2 separate regions of the Mus musculus genome follow, and region 1 is linked to region 2. A link is a loop called in an ENCODE intact Hi-C map of the cell type or tissue named here. Cell type or tissue: heart. All regions are shown on one strand.

What was found. A loop is a pair of places that touch in the nucleus more often than their neighbours do. Peaks named below come from ENCODE experiments on the same cell type or tissue, not always from the same donor. Only the 100,000 strongest peaks of a DNase experiment are listed, where the experiment ranks them.
Region 1: a loop joins it to region 2, with 8 times the contacts of the local background. A loop is called at or near these places in 11 of 42 quality-filtered maps.

The regions. Positions count from the first base shown.
Region 1 is chr8:124,824,434-124,832,433 of GRCm38, forward strand. It overlaps Trim67 (tripartite motif-containing 67), which reads left to right. Exons shown (of 10, transcript NM_198632.2): 7 at 285-423; 8 at 1,502-1,805; 9 at 3,666-3,828; 10 at 4,587-8,000. The coding sequence ends at 4,652. Among named protein-coding and RNA genes, the nearest start is that of 2810004N23Rik, 35 kb to the right of the region's middle. In heart, a CTCF peak has its summit at 3,166 (motif pointing left); DNase peaks (open chromatin) are centred at 2,528, 3,148, 7,308 and 7,708; H3K27ac peaks cover 237 bases; H3K27me3 peaks cover 2,388 bases.
Region 2 is chr8:124,736,387-124,744,386 of GRCm38, forward strand. Arv1 (ARV1 homolog, fatty acid homeostasis modulator) reads left to right here. Exons shown (of 6, transcript NM_001368372.1): 6 at 1-1,738. It overlaps Fam89a (family with sequence similarity 89, member A), which reads right to left. Exons shown (of 2, transcript NM_001081120.2): 2 at 3,871-4,915. The coding sequence ends at 4,658. Among named protein-coding and RNA genes, the nearest start is that of Fam89a, 11 kb to the right of the region's middle. In heart, a CTCF peak has its summit at 3,074 (motif pointing right); no DNase peak of the experiment used is centred here; H3K27ac peaks cover 399 bases.

The sequences.
Region 1 (8,000 bases), 88 kb after region 2:
ATAGTGGAGGCAGAGAGCAGTCTGATGGTGGAGGCAGAGAGCACTGATAGTGGAGGCAGAGAGCAGTCTGATGGTGGAGGCAGAGTGCTTTTGGGGACCATCCTAGGATAGTTTCACCCCTGCAGCCCTGTCTTGCTGGTGCCCTGAGACAGAGGGGCTAGCAATTTGAGAGGCCCCATGAAGGTAAACAGCACAGGTTGGAACTTCTCTCATCTGGTACTCCAGTTGGTGTGAGGGGAACTTCTGGAAGCTCTGTGGCCGAGTGAGTGTCCTTGCTCTTTCAGGAGGTGTATGTTGGCAAGGAGACCCTGTGCACCATTGACGGGCTGCACTTTAATAGCACCTACAATGCCAGAGTCAAAGCCTTCAACTCCTCTGGTGTTGGGCCCTACAGCAAGACTGTGGTCCTGCAGACCTCCGACGGTGAGCAACCCTCAGCCGTGCATTCTGCCTCTCTGCCCATATCCTGGGGGTGGGGGCAGGGCAGGAGCAGGAAGAAGCCAGTGTCCTCATTCTATGGGGCTTAAGAGTTTGACCTTGGCCACATCTTGTCTCCTCTTTGTGTTTCAATCTCCTACCTACAGGGTGGGCCATGGATAGACACTTCCTCTGTCACCTCTAACAGTACCTGGGCCATTTGAGGAGATGGTAGGAGTCAGAGCTCCAGGGAATAGACCTGGCTGTGGGGCCAATCGGCCTGCACGTCTGTGCTCCCTAGCAAGGCTGGATCTGTGGAAGAAAACTTGGGCAACACAGAGACACAGAGCAGGGAAGGGGGGGGGGTGGATTCTATTGCTGTGACAAAGACTATGACCAAAATCAACCTGGGGAGGAGAGGATATATTTCATCTTACAACTGTAGAAGTCAGGGCAGGAACTGAAACAGAGGCCATGGAGGGCTGCTGCTTGCTGGCTTGCTCAGCCTGCTTTCTAATATAACTCAGAACCACCTGCCTAGGAGTGGCACCACCCACAGTGGACTGGGCCCTCCCCTGTCAATCTTGAGTCAGGACAATACTCCCATAGACTTATTTATTTATCATATGTAAGTACACTGTAGCTGTCTTCAGACACCCCAGAAGAGGGCATCAGATCTCATTATGGATGGTTGTGAGCCACCACGTGGTTGCTGGGACTTGAACTCAGGACCTTTGGTAGAGCAGTCAGTGCTCTTAACCACGGAGCCATCTCTCCAGCCCCTGGGCAAATCTTATAGAGGCATTTTCTGAATCTAGGTTCCCTCTTCCCAGATAATCTAGATTTCTGTCAAGTTGACAAAAGCCAATCAGCACAGAGTGTGACTGTGTATATGTGAGTGTGTGTGTGTATCCCACATAGACCACTGGCGGCAATGAATCGACTCTGTTAGAAGCAACTAAGTCTATCAGTCACCTTGGCTGTACAGAAAAAATGTGTGTTGTGTTGGGGGAAAGATGGGGGGATAAGAGGGGCAGGAAACAGAGATTCTTGTGCCTGCTCTACCTGCCTTCTTCCTTTCCAGTGGCCTGGTTCACCTTTGACCCCAACTCTGGCCATCGGGACATCATCTTATCCAATGACAACCAGACGGCTACTTGCAGCAGCTATGATGACCGGGTGGTGCTAGGCACAGCTGCCTTCTCCAAAGGCGTGCACTACTGGGAGCTGCACGTGGACCGCTATGACAACCACCCGGACCCAGCCTTCGGAGTGGCCAGGGCCAGCGTGGTCAAAGATATGATGCTAGGCAAGGATGACAAGGCCTGGGCCATGTACGTGGACAACAACCGCAGCTGGTTCATGCACTGTAACTCCCATACCAACAGGTGCGTGCTCCCTGAACCCCCACTTAGCCCGCAGATTCAGGGGCGGGGACAAGGTTCTCTGATTGTCCCAGGTGTTGGGGGAGGAGCTGTCTTTTAAAAAGTTTTCTTTCTTCCTCTCTTTCTTTCTCTCTTTCTGTCTTTCTTTCTTTCTTTCTTTCTTTCTTTCTTTCTCTCTCTCTCTCTCTTTCTCTCTCTCTCTCTCTCTCTCTCTCTCTCTCTCTCTCTTTCTTTCTTTCTTTCTTTCTCTCTTTCTTACTTTCTTTAATGCATATGAGTACACTGTAGCTGTACAGATGGGTGAGCCATCATATGGTTGCTGGGAACTGAATTCAGGACCTCTGCTCCTCCGGTCGGTTAGCCGGAGGAGCCATTTTTTATGCACTTTGTTCTGTAGTTCCAGGGGTTTTGGAGAAAGACTAGGTGAAGTGTGAACCATTTGCCTGTGTCACAACTGAAAGTACTTGATGGTGTGGGGGAGAGGAGGCAGTTCTGGCTCAGTGGCTCTCTGTCCCCCAGCTGGCCTCACAGTAGTGCCTTTCCACTGAGAGCTTTAATTTGCGGTTTTCTTACTGGTCTTGCTCCAGTTCTTTCTGCAACCCTCTTGCTAAGCCTGAGTCACTGCGCAACACTAATGGGATACTTGTTTCCCGCAGAGGGAGGAGGAGTCATTGCCACGGCTACTGCTTTGCCTGGAATGACCCTGGCGCTGCCGCAGGGAAAGCATAAAGAAGCCAATCCCAAGGAGCTGACCTCCCTGGGCTCCTGGCAGGGTAGGGCTGCCACCAGGGCTCCTGGGTTCTCGCTGCTCTTCCAAGCAGCTCTGACTGCTCTCTTCACAACGAGTAACCCAGCTTCTCTCCCAGGAAAACCAAGTCTAGTTTGGCCAGGAACTTGCCTGAGGACCCTCAGATCCCCCTACCTGATCACTATCTTTTCACTGGTAATGTCCTCTGCTCCAAAGGATTGTGGGAGGGGCAGCAGCTAGACTCTCAAGCTGGGCCGTGGAACTTAGCAGGCACTGCAGGTTAACCAAGTAAATTCGTCTGGCCCGGTACTGCAGAATAAGCGATGAGGCCGACCAGGTGATATAGGTTTACCAGGTGACCTCCCTCCACCTCTAACCCACAAAGAGGCCAAGACCACCCTGGCCTACCAGTTCCATGCCTGTGTGCTTGAGCAAGCCCAGTACCTAGACATTCTGATGGTGGCAGTAATGAACTCAAGCATGCATTGGGTGCTTTTGCGGGGCAAAAGCTTTCTCAGAAGCCAGACCCTGCTCCCAGACCTGACCTTGATCGTAGGGGGTGAGTTCATGGAAAACTGGCAGGTCAGACTTGTTACTACTGCCATCTGGTGGCCATAATTAGAATCGCACTGACTGCCCAGTCTGTTGGACGCTTCTCCACCAGACCCTAAGGCACCTCCAGGACACCTGCTCTTCCCACCAGGTCCTTGTAAAGAGTTCATGTCAGGGTCTCTTCTCACTTCTGCCCCTGGCTCAATCCTAACCGAGGACTCAGTTTCCTCCCAGGGCTGAACAAGGTCATGTCAAGGGAACCCTTAGTTAATGAAGGGCATGTCTGCTGAAGGGCACAGAGGGTTCTAGGAAAAGTCTTCCAGGTCTATTACTTAAAGTTCCTCCCAGCTCAAAGGCATGTAGGTCTCAGATGCTGTGGATAAGAAGGGGCTGAGTAGCTTTGGTCCCTTAGAGCTGTGTTCTCTTGTGGCTGGCACATACATACACACACACACACACACACACACACACACTTGGTGGCTAGGTTTGAATGAAGCTGTCCTGAGTTACTGTCACATCATGACCTAGGTGTGATGATAGGTTTTCCTGGTTTATCTTCCCAGGACTGAAGGCGGTGTGTGCAAGGGGGCCACTGTGGGTGTGCTGCTGGACCTAAACAAACACACTCTGACCTTCTTCATCAATGGGCAACAGCAGGGCCCCACAGCCTTCAGCCACGTGGATGGGGTCTTCATGCCTGCCCTCAGCCTCAACCGAAACGTGCAGGTACCTTAGAGACACAGGTGGCTCGCCCAGTCCCGCCCACTTCTCTGCTTCCTGAACAATGAGTACTGTAATGAGAACGGACCACCTCGCTCATCAGATAGGCAGTCTTCTGCTAAGGACTGTACATACGACCTTTTGGAGCAAACAAGCTCCATGGGGCTCCAGGAAGGAGCAGGGGCTCAGTGCCCCAGGGGATTGGATGGTACAGGAGCTCCTAACACAAGCTAGATGGGGGCATCCTTTGCTTCTAACAGACTCCCTCTGTCCCTGGATCTATTAAGGGACCTGCCATGTGTCTATTGCCCTGCAAGTGTTTCCACAACAGTCCGGTGTTGGTTACGTAAAGGGGCGATTTGAGGGTCACAGTGAGAGCTGGAAGAGACAGCAGCAGGCTCAGAGACTCGGCTGCGAGAAGCAGAGCCTCTTTGCCGCAGGGCTCTGCGGCTCATGCCAGTGAACCCATCTGCTCGTTACTGTAGCTCCGGTTATGAGGCAGAAAGCACAAAGTGGCATGGGCCTTAGCCATATGGGGGAGACAGATGAGTAATAAAATCCATAGCATGAGTTCTCCGGCACGTGGTCGCGGTGCTACGTCAGGTGTTCTGTGCTATGGACAGCCTCTCCTGCCCCTCTTTCCGCTCCTCTATCTCCTCTGTCTCCTGCCTTCCTCCTGTGTTAGGGCTGGGACCCAGGGTCTTGTACGTAGTGTGCAAGTACTCTGCCACCCAACCAACTCCTGCTGGTTTCATCTTTTCCAGGTCACCCTGCACACAGGACTGGAGGTGCCAACAAACCTGGGACGGCCAAAGCTGTCAGGCAACTAGCCTGGTGGCTCCCGCTGCCTAGCTGGCCGTGATGGAGGGCTTCACGGAGGACCAGGGCATAACAGAAAGTCCTGGGTGCCAGCAGCCAGCGGACATCTGAAGACGCTTTTCTGGGGGAACTGAGAATGAATCACATGCGAGCCCCACGACCATACTGTGGCCGCCTATATCAGGAGTGGCCTTTCACCTCAATGCCACAGGGCTATGGTCCCCCCCAGGGTGCCCTCAAGATGGACACCTTTTGTTTCCGGCTTATATTTTCTGACATCTGTTTAAAAACTTTGATTTCCTCTTAAGTTTTTGTTTTTTGTTTTCCTGGAGGGAGAGGAGAAGGCAGACTCTGAGACTGGTATCCCAGGATGGATCAGCCCCGTGATGTTACTCCATGCCTGCCTGTAACCCATTGCTAGGACTCTGTTCCTTTATGGAGTCCCAGGCTGACAGTTTGTCACCTCTGCGGGAAGAAACGGACCTTGAGCCTCTGGGATATGCAGTTTTCAATACACTGCAAACTAATTTGAAAGGGACATTAGTCATTAATGAACTGCTAGGACCCTTCAGAAAGGCTTCCTTAGGGTCTGTATCATTACCCATGTGCTGTTGACCTCTCTCTCTCTCTCTCTCTCTCACACACACACACACACACACTCTCACACACATGTGTGTGTATGTGTAACAATCTGTTATATTTTATTCACTCAGTTCTTAGTTATGAGTAGAAACACTGGAATCCAAGACAGTGACACGTCTTTGCACAGTGGTGGCTTTTTCTAGAACCTGCTTCCACAGAAATTGCTGGACATATATCTGCACCGCCTTCCTGGGCTGGGCCTTGATCACAGAGGCGGCAGACCCTGGGAAGACAGACTGTGCATCTCAGTAAGCTCTTACGGCTTCACCCGGTGCCCTCTTTGAAGCATCATGAACACAAGGAGCGACCCTGGTGGCGACAGGGGTGGCTCTGTCACGATGAGACAGATGAGACCCCAGAGAAAGGCTGAAACTAGATGGCGACACCCTACAACTTCTCTTTTCACATGAGCCAGGGTTCCCTGGGATGCAGCCGAGTCTTCCTTCTTCCGAGGAGCACTACCCTTGCTGGGGAGTTCCACACGGAGTCATCCTGCCTTCCGGCCCTGTGTGCTCACTTCCTGTCTCTCTCCTGCAGCCACCAGCTCTGCCTGGTAGCAACCTTGCTCAATCCCTTGCAAAGAAATCATCTCATCATCTCATCGGGCGTTACGTTCTACACAGAGAAATGACTTGCCTGTCAGCGGGGCTGTTTTTATCAGACATACCTGCACGCCGACCCCAACTGTGCTTCCTTGCCGATTCTGTGCTCAGGCCCTGCACCAGTTCCCAAGTACCCACTACTGGGCTGCACAGACCCGCCAGTCCTACCTCAGAATTCTTTCTCTTGGTCCTTGTTTCCTCAAACACTCCAACATCACCAGGAGCCCTTCAGCACTGTCCAGCCTCCGCACTGGGCCCTGGGGCCATATTCATTGCATAGGCATAGCCTTGGCCTCTCTGGACTCTCTTCCTGCTAAGTGGCTCACAGCTCCATCTCGAGCCCTCGGGGCAGCCGCAGGACCCCGGCCGCTGCCGCTGCCATCCTCAGTTGCTCTGCAGCTTCCGTTGTCCCTTTCCTACAGTCTAGCCACAGCCACAGCCACAGCTCTGAAAAGGAGGCACAGGTACTTCAAAGGGAAGAACATGGAGGAACCTCTGCCTTCCTGGCCCAGGAAGTTGTGGTCAGGGGTGGTCCAGGGATTTGGGTGTCTTGTGGAAGAGAAACCAGAAACCCTGGAGTAAGAACAGGGCAGAAAGGCTGGCCACAGAGAATCTTTACAGTCTCAAAGCCTGGGCCAATCACCTTCCTGGGAAGCAGGAGTCACTTGAGCCAATCTGCACCTGTGGGTGGCTTTGGGGAGATGAGAAAGTGACCACAATCCCAGGTGACTTTTTCTTCTTCCTTCCTTCCTTCCTTCCTTCCTTCCTTCCTTCCTTCCTTCCTTCCTTCCTTCCTTCCTTTCTTTTCTTTTTTTTTTTTCTTTTTTGGTGCTGGAGAACCCAAGCCTTGGCCTTGCACTGAGCCTCCAACTCTTCAGGAGGCCACTTTCCTCCTCCTCCCCCTCCTCCTCTTGTTCCTCTTTCACCTCCTCTTCCTCCTCCTCTTCCTCTTCTTCCTCCTCCTCCCCTCTTCTCTCCTCCTTTCTTTGTCTTCCTTCTCCTCTTCCCCCTCCTCTTCTCTTCCTCTTCCTCCTCTTTCCCCTCCTCTTCTCTTCTTCCTCCTCCTCTCCTCCTCTTCTACCTCTTCCTCTTCTTTCTCCTTCTCCTTCTCTTCCTCTTCTTCCTCCTCCTCCTCTTTTTTCTTCTTGTTTTGTTTGAGACATGGTCTCACACTGTAGCCCAGGCTGGCCTGGAATTCACTATACAGCTCAGGCTAGCCTTGAACTCACAGCAATCCTCCTGCCTCAGCCTCCTGAGTACTGGGATTACAGAGGTGAGCACCACATCCAACTCAGATGACCTCTTTAAGGAGGTTCCCTGGGGTTGAACACAGCAGAGCCAGCTCCCCGCCCCCCACAGGAGTATGAGTGGGCGGGGCTAGCTGTCTCCCTTTGCTCACTGGAGCCCAGAAGCAATATGCTGGTGCCAGGGACAGCCCAGGCAGCCCTGCACAGCCACCTCTCCCCTGCCTTCTGCACAGGGCGCCTTTCAGGGACAAGAACGCATGGAGGAGAGTAGGGTAAGACGGGGTCTCATGATTCGGGTTTGAGGCAACTGGAAAAGTGGCAAGGCCCTGGGATCATGGGGTTCTATCCCATGGAGTCCTTAGCAGCTGGCACTGAGGTTCCGCTGCTGTATATGAGTGATACCAGCATAAGGCCTTCCTTTGTGAGCCACTGAGAAGGACCTCGGGGTAAGTCTGTCAAATGTCCGCGAGAAGGAAATTCAGCTCCTGAGCCTGTTCTCTGGGTGAGTCAATGAACGTCAATTCCTTTTGAATGAGTGTCCTTGATAAGTACCCACTGGCACCCACTCTACACACAGCACCTCTTCCCTCTCAGCAGGACAGCAGTGCCCACAGAGCAGGTTTTTCCTTCTCTGTCCTGTCTGGGAACACAGCCCCAGTTTTAGGAGACAGGCACCAACCTTGGCAGTCTCACACCGTGTGTGGTCCAGGCTGTACCTTCAGATCTTTATGTGGTTCCAAAATGTCCTTAGCTGCCCTGTGGCCTGAAGGAATCCAGAGCCAGGGAGCAATATGCTGATAGCAGGGTGGGCCCTGAAACATGGACAAGCTCTGTGAGAGAAGGGGTAGGGGTGACCACTTTACTGAGC
Region 2 (8,000 bases):
TGGAAGGAGAGAACCAGCTTCTGCAGGTTGTCCCCGGACACACACGCACACACACACACACAGGCATGCACACAGAGTATTAATTGAGAACAAGGAAATGCACAGGCACACCAGCCATGGTAGAAAGCCTGCCTCGTGACCACACTGATAAACGGGCTGAAGCCAGGTGTTGTATTCCCTGTAATCCTGGCACCCAGGAGGTGAGGCAGGAGGATGGAGAGTTTGAAATCACCCTGGCCATATAGAATGGCCTTTTCAAAGGAGAAACCTTCAGTGCTGACAGCTGACTGCCCACTCGTGTTTTCAATGCCCAGAGAGCATGCTGCTTTAAGTGCTGCAGACAGCACGCTCCCAGTGAGCAGGGACAGGTGCTCTGTGTCCTAGTATCTGAGCCCTTTGGGCCAAACTGGGGAGACAGTATAGTGCGTGGGAGCCAAGAAGGATATTTGTATATATTTGCAAGGTCAAATTGATCAGAAAGCTTAACAGTAAGATTGAAACCACAAAATGGCTAATGGGAGTGTTTAGGATCACACAGGAGATGTGATGAGACTGAGTCCTCCTCCTCTTCCTCCTCCTCTTCCTCCTCCTCTTCTTCCTCCTCCTCCTCCTCCTCCTCCTCCTCCTCTGTCTGATGAGCAGCCCCTGTGTATCTGAGTGCCTAGTGGCAGGTCTCTGGAGGTCCATATTTCTTTGTTAGGAAAGAGACTAGTTTACCACCCTTCAGATACACTTGCAGGGAAGCGAGACCAGACGTTTGTTAAGTAGAGCGCTCGGATGACTAGAACCAGGCTTCAGTCTGTGTCTCTGAAGGAAGCATTGATGAAGGGAAGAGAACATCCCAGGGACCCCACAGTGGTAACTGTCTGACTGCTGCACGGCCACAGACCTCATTATAAAGTGAGAGATCTACTGTAAAGAGAAACCCTTCCAGCTTAAAGCCAAAATAGCCCTGGCTTCTGCAGCATCACCAGAGAAGGTGCGCCAAAGCCAGAGCCTCAAGTATGACACAGGATCCCCTACCCCATGTCTTGTTGGGTGTGGCTCTTGGGATGAGCTGTCCGAGAAAGCATGGAAGTGCCTAATAGTCTGCACCAGGGGCCTGCAGCTAGGAGGCTTAGAATGTGCTCAGTCCTGAACAGGGAAGGCAGACAGAGAGCCTGGAGGTGGGTTTGTGTGTGCCCCAAGCTGCGCTCCCCCTGGAAGTGTGTCCCTACACACTGTTTTAGGGACAGCTGCTGTGTACACTCCCTGGCCTATCACTGGCCAGCATCACCATAGTCTCCATCTAATCAAGTGTCCCCCTCCCCTCCTGTGGGAACCACCAGTGGCATTACCCACCTAGGGCGTCAGTGCTCACTGCCAAAGGGAGTAGAGCTCTCACCTGTGGGTGTAGGGCAAGAAGCTCTAAGCACCTCACCACTGAGCCGCATGGCCAGCTCTGAGGCCAGCAGTGTGGGGTGTACTCCATTCTGACCAAAAGGTTTCCACTGCCACCTGCTTCCTGCACTCTGCAGGAGTCACCCAGTGGGGACACAATTGGCAGGAAACAGACAGGCACCTGCTCCGCATTGGAGTCAAAGTCAGAGCTGCCTTGAGTATCTTAAAACAAGCAGGATTCCTTATCTTCCCCACCGAGGCTGTTTTCCAAAGTCTGGTTTCATTCAGTCTGCCCAGCCTTTGTCCTGACTTATGAACCCACCCACTTAAAAAAAACAAAAACTGCACTAAAAAGCCATTTTATTGTGTCATGTGAGTTTTTATTAGGCAGCTATTAGGGGAATAAAGGTGATTATGCATAGTACCAGGCTGATGGAGAAGTGCATGGTGGGACATGCCCTTACCTACCATCCTGTACCTCCCTCTGCAAGCACTCTCACCCCTCCAGCAGTAGGTTGCATCACTTACTAATAATATCCAGATTTGGGGGCCCGGAGAGATGGCTCCGCAGTTAAGAGCATTGGCTGCTCTTTCAGAGAATTCGGGGGGGGGGGGGGGAGGCGGAGCTCACAGCTGTCTGTAACTCCACTTCCAAGGGATCAGATACCCTCACACAAACATGCTTGTGGGTAAACACCAATGCACATAGAGTGGGTTTTTTTTTAAATCCAGATTTGGGGTGAGGCACTTCTGCTGGAGCAGTCAGCGGTAAGAGCAGCAGACCCAGGGTTTATCTCAGTGAAACAAGACAGCCTCGAAGCAGGGCCCTTCGGCTGACTAGATTTCCTGCTTTCTATTTCATGTCCCGCCTGAACCATCCTGTCACCGGCCAGTGGAAAGGCACTGACCCACTTCCCTTTGAGTACTGAGCAGAGTACCCCTCCACTGACTAACCTCCTTCCTTATAGCACAGACATGTTAACGCTCGGGCTGTTGTGCCACTGAATGCTGCCTGTCCTAGTTTGCTGTGATAAAACACTGACCAAAAACAACCCAGAGGAGGAAAGTGTTTCTTTCTTCTTACACGGTCCATTCCATCATCAGGGAAAGCAAGGACCCGCCTGGTAGACGGCTGTTCACTGGCTTGATCCTTCTGGGACCACCTGCCCAGGGGCAGCACAGCACAGCTTACAGTAGGCTGGGCCCTCCCACATCAATCATCAATCGAGAAGCAACCCCAGATAGGCTCACAGGTCAGTCTGGGGGAGGCAGTTCCTCAGCTGACTGAGTTGACTAACTAATGCCCTCCCCTGAGAGTCATCCGTCCCTTGCCACAAAGCTATCCCAGCTCTGTGGAGTGATGTCCCAGCTGCATCTTGCCTCCTGGCCTTGGAGGTGAGAGTGTGCATAGAGAGAGTGTGAGAGGACAGCTTCAGGGGTGGTGGGGTGGGTCAAGGACCTTCATCTGCACAGCCATGGGAGGTCATCGGCCATCCTGGAGAGGGGCTATCTGAAGGTGTGGTTGTTTGGGGGGGTCACTGGCACTCCAGTAAGTAGCATGAATAAGCTTATTGGTTAGCCAGGTTGGACTTTTGGGTAATTGCCCCATCTGAGTGAGTACATACTAGTCTGTCCCCAGGAAAAGTTCAGACAGCTGTTTAATAGTTAAGTTGTACTAACCACACCTGGCCTCAAGAGGGCACTGATGTGCAGACAGCTCACTAACAGAGGAGCAACTTGGCCTGTTCCAAGACACAAGGTGAAATCTTGCTGCAAATGTGGTCTGGTACCAATGAAATGACTGTCCAACCTTAACCGAGAAATGTCTTAAAATTGACTTAATGTCAAAAAAGAAGCCAAACCCTGACCTTTCAGTGTGTGTTGGATTGGGCCCACATTCAGGTTCTGAGTAACTGTGAACTCAATAAAATCCTTGTATTGTTTTAGAAAGGATAGCCCAGGATGGCCCTGAACGCTGTGTTGCCAAGGATGACCTCGAACTTACGATCCTCCAGCGTCCACCTCAGCACTGGGATTACAGGCGTACAGCGCCACACCCAGTGGATATGCTGCTAAGGTCAAACCTCAGGCCTCTGACACGCTAGGGACCTGCTGGACCCACTGAGCCACATCCCCAGACCTCCCATCAAGACAGTACGTGCTGGACCCACTGAGCCACATCCCCAGACCTCCCATCAAAACAGTACGTGCTGGACCCACTGGGCCACATCCCCAGACCTCCCATCAAAACAGTACGTGCTGGACCCACTGGGCCACATCCCCAGACCTCCCATCAAAACAGTACGTGCTGGACCCACTGAGCCACATCCCCAGACCTCCCATCAAAACAGTACGTGCTGGACCCACTGGGCCACATCCCCAGACCTCCCATCAAAACAGTACGTGCTGGACCCACTGGGCCACATCCCCACACCTCCCATCAAAACAGTACGTGCCAAGAGCATTCTACACATGTTTAACCACAGAGGGTGAAACTTTCATAAAGTGTTTTAATAAATAATATTAAGGCTTCGGGTAAGTACTGCTTGGAAACAATGTTTTCCAGCACTGAAGTTTACAATCAGAGTCTGTAACCACAAGCCACCATCTCATGGCGGGTGATACAAATACTAGGTTGTCCCAGGATTTGTTTCCTCACCCCGCCACCCACCAACCCTAGAATTGAATGTATATTCATGTTTGGTTTTTTTTCTCTCTACCTATACCCGATGTCAGTTTTAGTAGTTGCAGAAAAGCAGTTGACCAGTGTGGCAGAATATTTCCTCCTTCTAGAAAGCTCTCAGGAGTTCCTGGAAAATCATTGATGCAGCTTTCAAATAAATGAGCAAAGGGGCTAACGGCTAAGCGGTGGCAAGAAGAGATGCAGACTGCCCTGCGGGTTCCGGGCATGCTGCTCTTCATATCCCACACGCCAAAGAGGGCACAACACAGCTGTCACCTACAAAGAAGCCTGCTGAGCGCAGCCTCACCCGATGCCCGTGAAGGCTTTCCACACGGAACCCTTCAGTCAGAGCTTCCAGCAGGTGCTACTAATGGCATCTAGGATATTCTAACCTGCCTCTGGGTCACCTGTAAGACCGTGCAGCCAACTAAGCAGGCCGTCCCCTATGTCAGTGAACTCCACACCCACAAGTTAAACAAGTGGTGCATGTCCCCATGTGCCCGCAGACTGTCCACCATGAAGAGGCTGAAGGACTTTCTTGCAAGAAGAGAAACAGAGGCTGCCAGTCTGTGTTGACAGACCCCTCCAGAGGCACTAGATGGACTCCAGAATCCAGTCACTGCTGGAGAGGTGGGTAAGGGGCGACTGGTCCCTGGGAGAGCCATGGTGCTGCCCGTCCTGCAGAGAGCCCTGCTCCTGGAAGTCCTCCTCATCGTCGAAGAAGCCATTCTCCAGCGCATAGGTGCAGTCCAGACTGGAGGCTGCCTGGCACGCTCCCTTGTACTCCTGAATGGACTCGTAGAGGCTGTACAGTTGGCAGAGCAAGGACATGTCCAGCTGTCGGAGGCCGACCTTGAGAGAAAGGAGAGGAAGTAGAAACCAAGTCAGTCCTGGACTTTCACTCTGTTGAACACCCAGCCTGAGTTCCACCTGGGCTCACACATTCCTTCCCTCAGAAGGGCTGAAGGTGGTATCTGTGGGATGCTCTGGAGTTCCAGGCAGACACATACTTCCACCATGTCATTCAATACCTCAGACGTGAGTGGGTGAGTCCACACCTGCAGCCCAGCGAGCCCAGCCTGAATTTGTTCTGATGCTTCACAGACACACCCAGTGACGCACAGCAGTGCATGTTCTGGGCGCCTCAGCTCCATTCATTGTGAATCCCAAGTCCCAAAGACATTGATGCTCCCCACGCCCAGACTCAGAGAAGACCCCTTGCAACCCTGCCAAGACCCCACATTCTGTCATTCCTAGGTGGCAGATTACCCCTGGCCAGAGACAAGGTCTCACAGCTACCCCGCTGTAGCAACACCATCTGCTGCAGGGTTCTCCAGGCATGGCAGAGTTCAGTGCTCTCTCTTCTGACAGGGCCTAGTGTGGTCCCTCCCCAAGACAATGAACTAGGAAGAGACCAATGATGGAGGCTCACAGCACCTTCTGGAAAGGTCACAAAAGCAAGTGCCAGGGACAAGGAGCGTGCGCGGGGGATGCTGTGCATCTGCAGTCCATCTTTCCCTCCCTCCCTCCCTCCCTCCCTCCCTCCTTCCCTCCCTCCTGCCTGCCCTATGACAAAAAGCAGCCAGGACTAGAAAAGCATGGGTCCCATCAATCCCAAAGGAAGGGACAATGCACAGACTCACAGGGGAACCCACACACCCGAACTTTTAACAGGTCAAGAGTTACACGGAGCACTTGAGAAAGCGCCGCCTGCTTCCTGCTCAGCAGCTCCACAGTATGGTCAGACAAGATGAAAGGCAGGACCAAAATGGCCCAGGGAAAGAGAAAGACCCCAGTAAGCCCAGACCTGGGGTGCTAACCTGAGGCTCTGGGAGGGCAGCCCACCAATGCTATTTATGGGATTCCAATCAGAGGCAAACTTATTACACAGTCCCAACCTCTCGGTGACTACCCCACATACAGACAGACCTAATGTCACTTTCCTAACCTTGTTTTAGAGACCTGAAGGCAGCACACACCCTATGGCCTAAGAAAGGTAGACAGTCAATGCAGACATGGTAGAACATGGCTGACATCTCCCAGTACCTGGGAAGCTGAGGCAGGGGGATTGTGAATTTGAGGCCAGCCTGAGCTACATAGTGATAGCATCAGAAGACAAAACAGCATGTAGGCTTTTCTCATTAGGATGTCCTGGTCAAATCCTCCCCCCTACATGGCACCTGTGTTCCCAGATTCTATTGCAGATGTGAACACAACCCCTACAGCCTGAGGTTCTATGTAATTCCTACGCACCTGCCTGCTCTCAGATTCAACTTCACTAAAACAATACCTCCCAAGACTCTAACCTGTGTCTGCTTAAAATGTTCAAGAAGATGCTTATATGACACGTGTCTCCTGCCCTGTTACTGTTCCACCATTGGGTGAAAGACCTTAATACTCTGTTTCTCATGTCAAGAACAGACCACAGAAAGACCAAGTAGTTGTGAGCAGATGCTAACATTCACCTCATGGGGTCAGCGCATGGTGAGACAAAAAAAAAGCTCCATGATTCTTAAACTGTTGGATGACAAGGTCATGACCCCGTGTCACCCGGGACTCATGGTGCCAGGTTTTTCAGAGTGAAGTCTTCCTGGTTACCCAGGGACATTCCCAGGACAAGGATGACTCAGAACTGTCTTGTCATTGCATTTGACACTGGCCTAGAAACAACTGACCCTCTTAAGAGACACAGCATGGTCCCAACATACCTGTTACATGGCCGAACATGTGCCCAGTACATGGGCAGATTTCACCTAAGTACAGTCGTGCATGATCACACCAGCCTCAGCTCCTGGGAGCAAATGTTCCAGGCACCAGACTAACTCCCTCCCACTAAGCAGAATTTCCCTGAACTACAGGAGGTGAGTGTGAGCAGCACTGACAGCCTTCAGCATGGCTGCTTCAGATGACTGAGTGAATACACAGGTCTGTCCTTGTCCCAGTGTGGGGTCATGTCAAGAGTGGGAACCCTAGCCACAGCTAGGAACCCTCAGGTAACCCTGAAGCCATGGCTGGACAATGCTGTGTGCTCACAGCACACCTACATGGCTCCTGCCAAGTCATCAGAACCCATCTGCTTGAGGGCAGCACAGTAGGCCAGCCCAGGCTCTCCCAGAAGACTGTGTGCTAAGGGGTCTGGATAGAGATGAGGAGGGGTGTATGCCCTAGGACTGAACTACGGGACATAGTGAACTCACCTAAGGGCAAGGACAGCTTGCCCTTCTAGGAAAAAAGTGTTAATGAACTGTCCCCATCCCTAAGTCACCCATCACCTGCCATCTCTTGACTCACCCACATGTTCCCAAGGGATACCTCTGCTCCTCCCAGCTACAGCAGGCTTCAGAACTGATAGCTTCTTTCAGGGAGCATTGTGAAAACTTGAGCCTTATTTCAACAAGTCAGTCTTCTCAGCCCTGTGGTTTCCCACCCTCTATTGTGACTTAACGAGACAATGTTAAGGGCTAAGGGCTCGCTCAATCCCTGCTTGTCCTTCCTGTCTCTGCTCAGGCTGCCTGCTTCCTCTCTGCATTCTCTCCTCTCTTCCTTGTGCTCTTCCTTCTCATGGCCCTGTAGTGCGGCCCTGCACTGCTCTTCCCTCCAGGGTCTGCTTCCTTTCCCCAGGTCTAACAATAGGCTCCATTGCAGGAATAGTCTCAGACGAGGGTCAAGGGTCACTAAAGTTCCAGAGACTCACTGAGGTTGGGGGAAGCTCTCATCACTAGGTGATGGGGCTTAGAGAACTAGACACTCTTCTTTCTTTAGACAGGCTCTCACGTAGCCCAGGCTCGCCAAAACTCACTAAGTAGCAGAGGATGACTCTGAACTCCTGTAGTACTGTGGGGACAGGCGCTCGCCTCCATCCTCTGTAGAGGTGACCCTTTAAAAGGAACCTCTTAGTAGCTAGGGAGATGCATGCCGTGCAAACAGGGTGACCTCA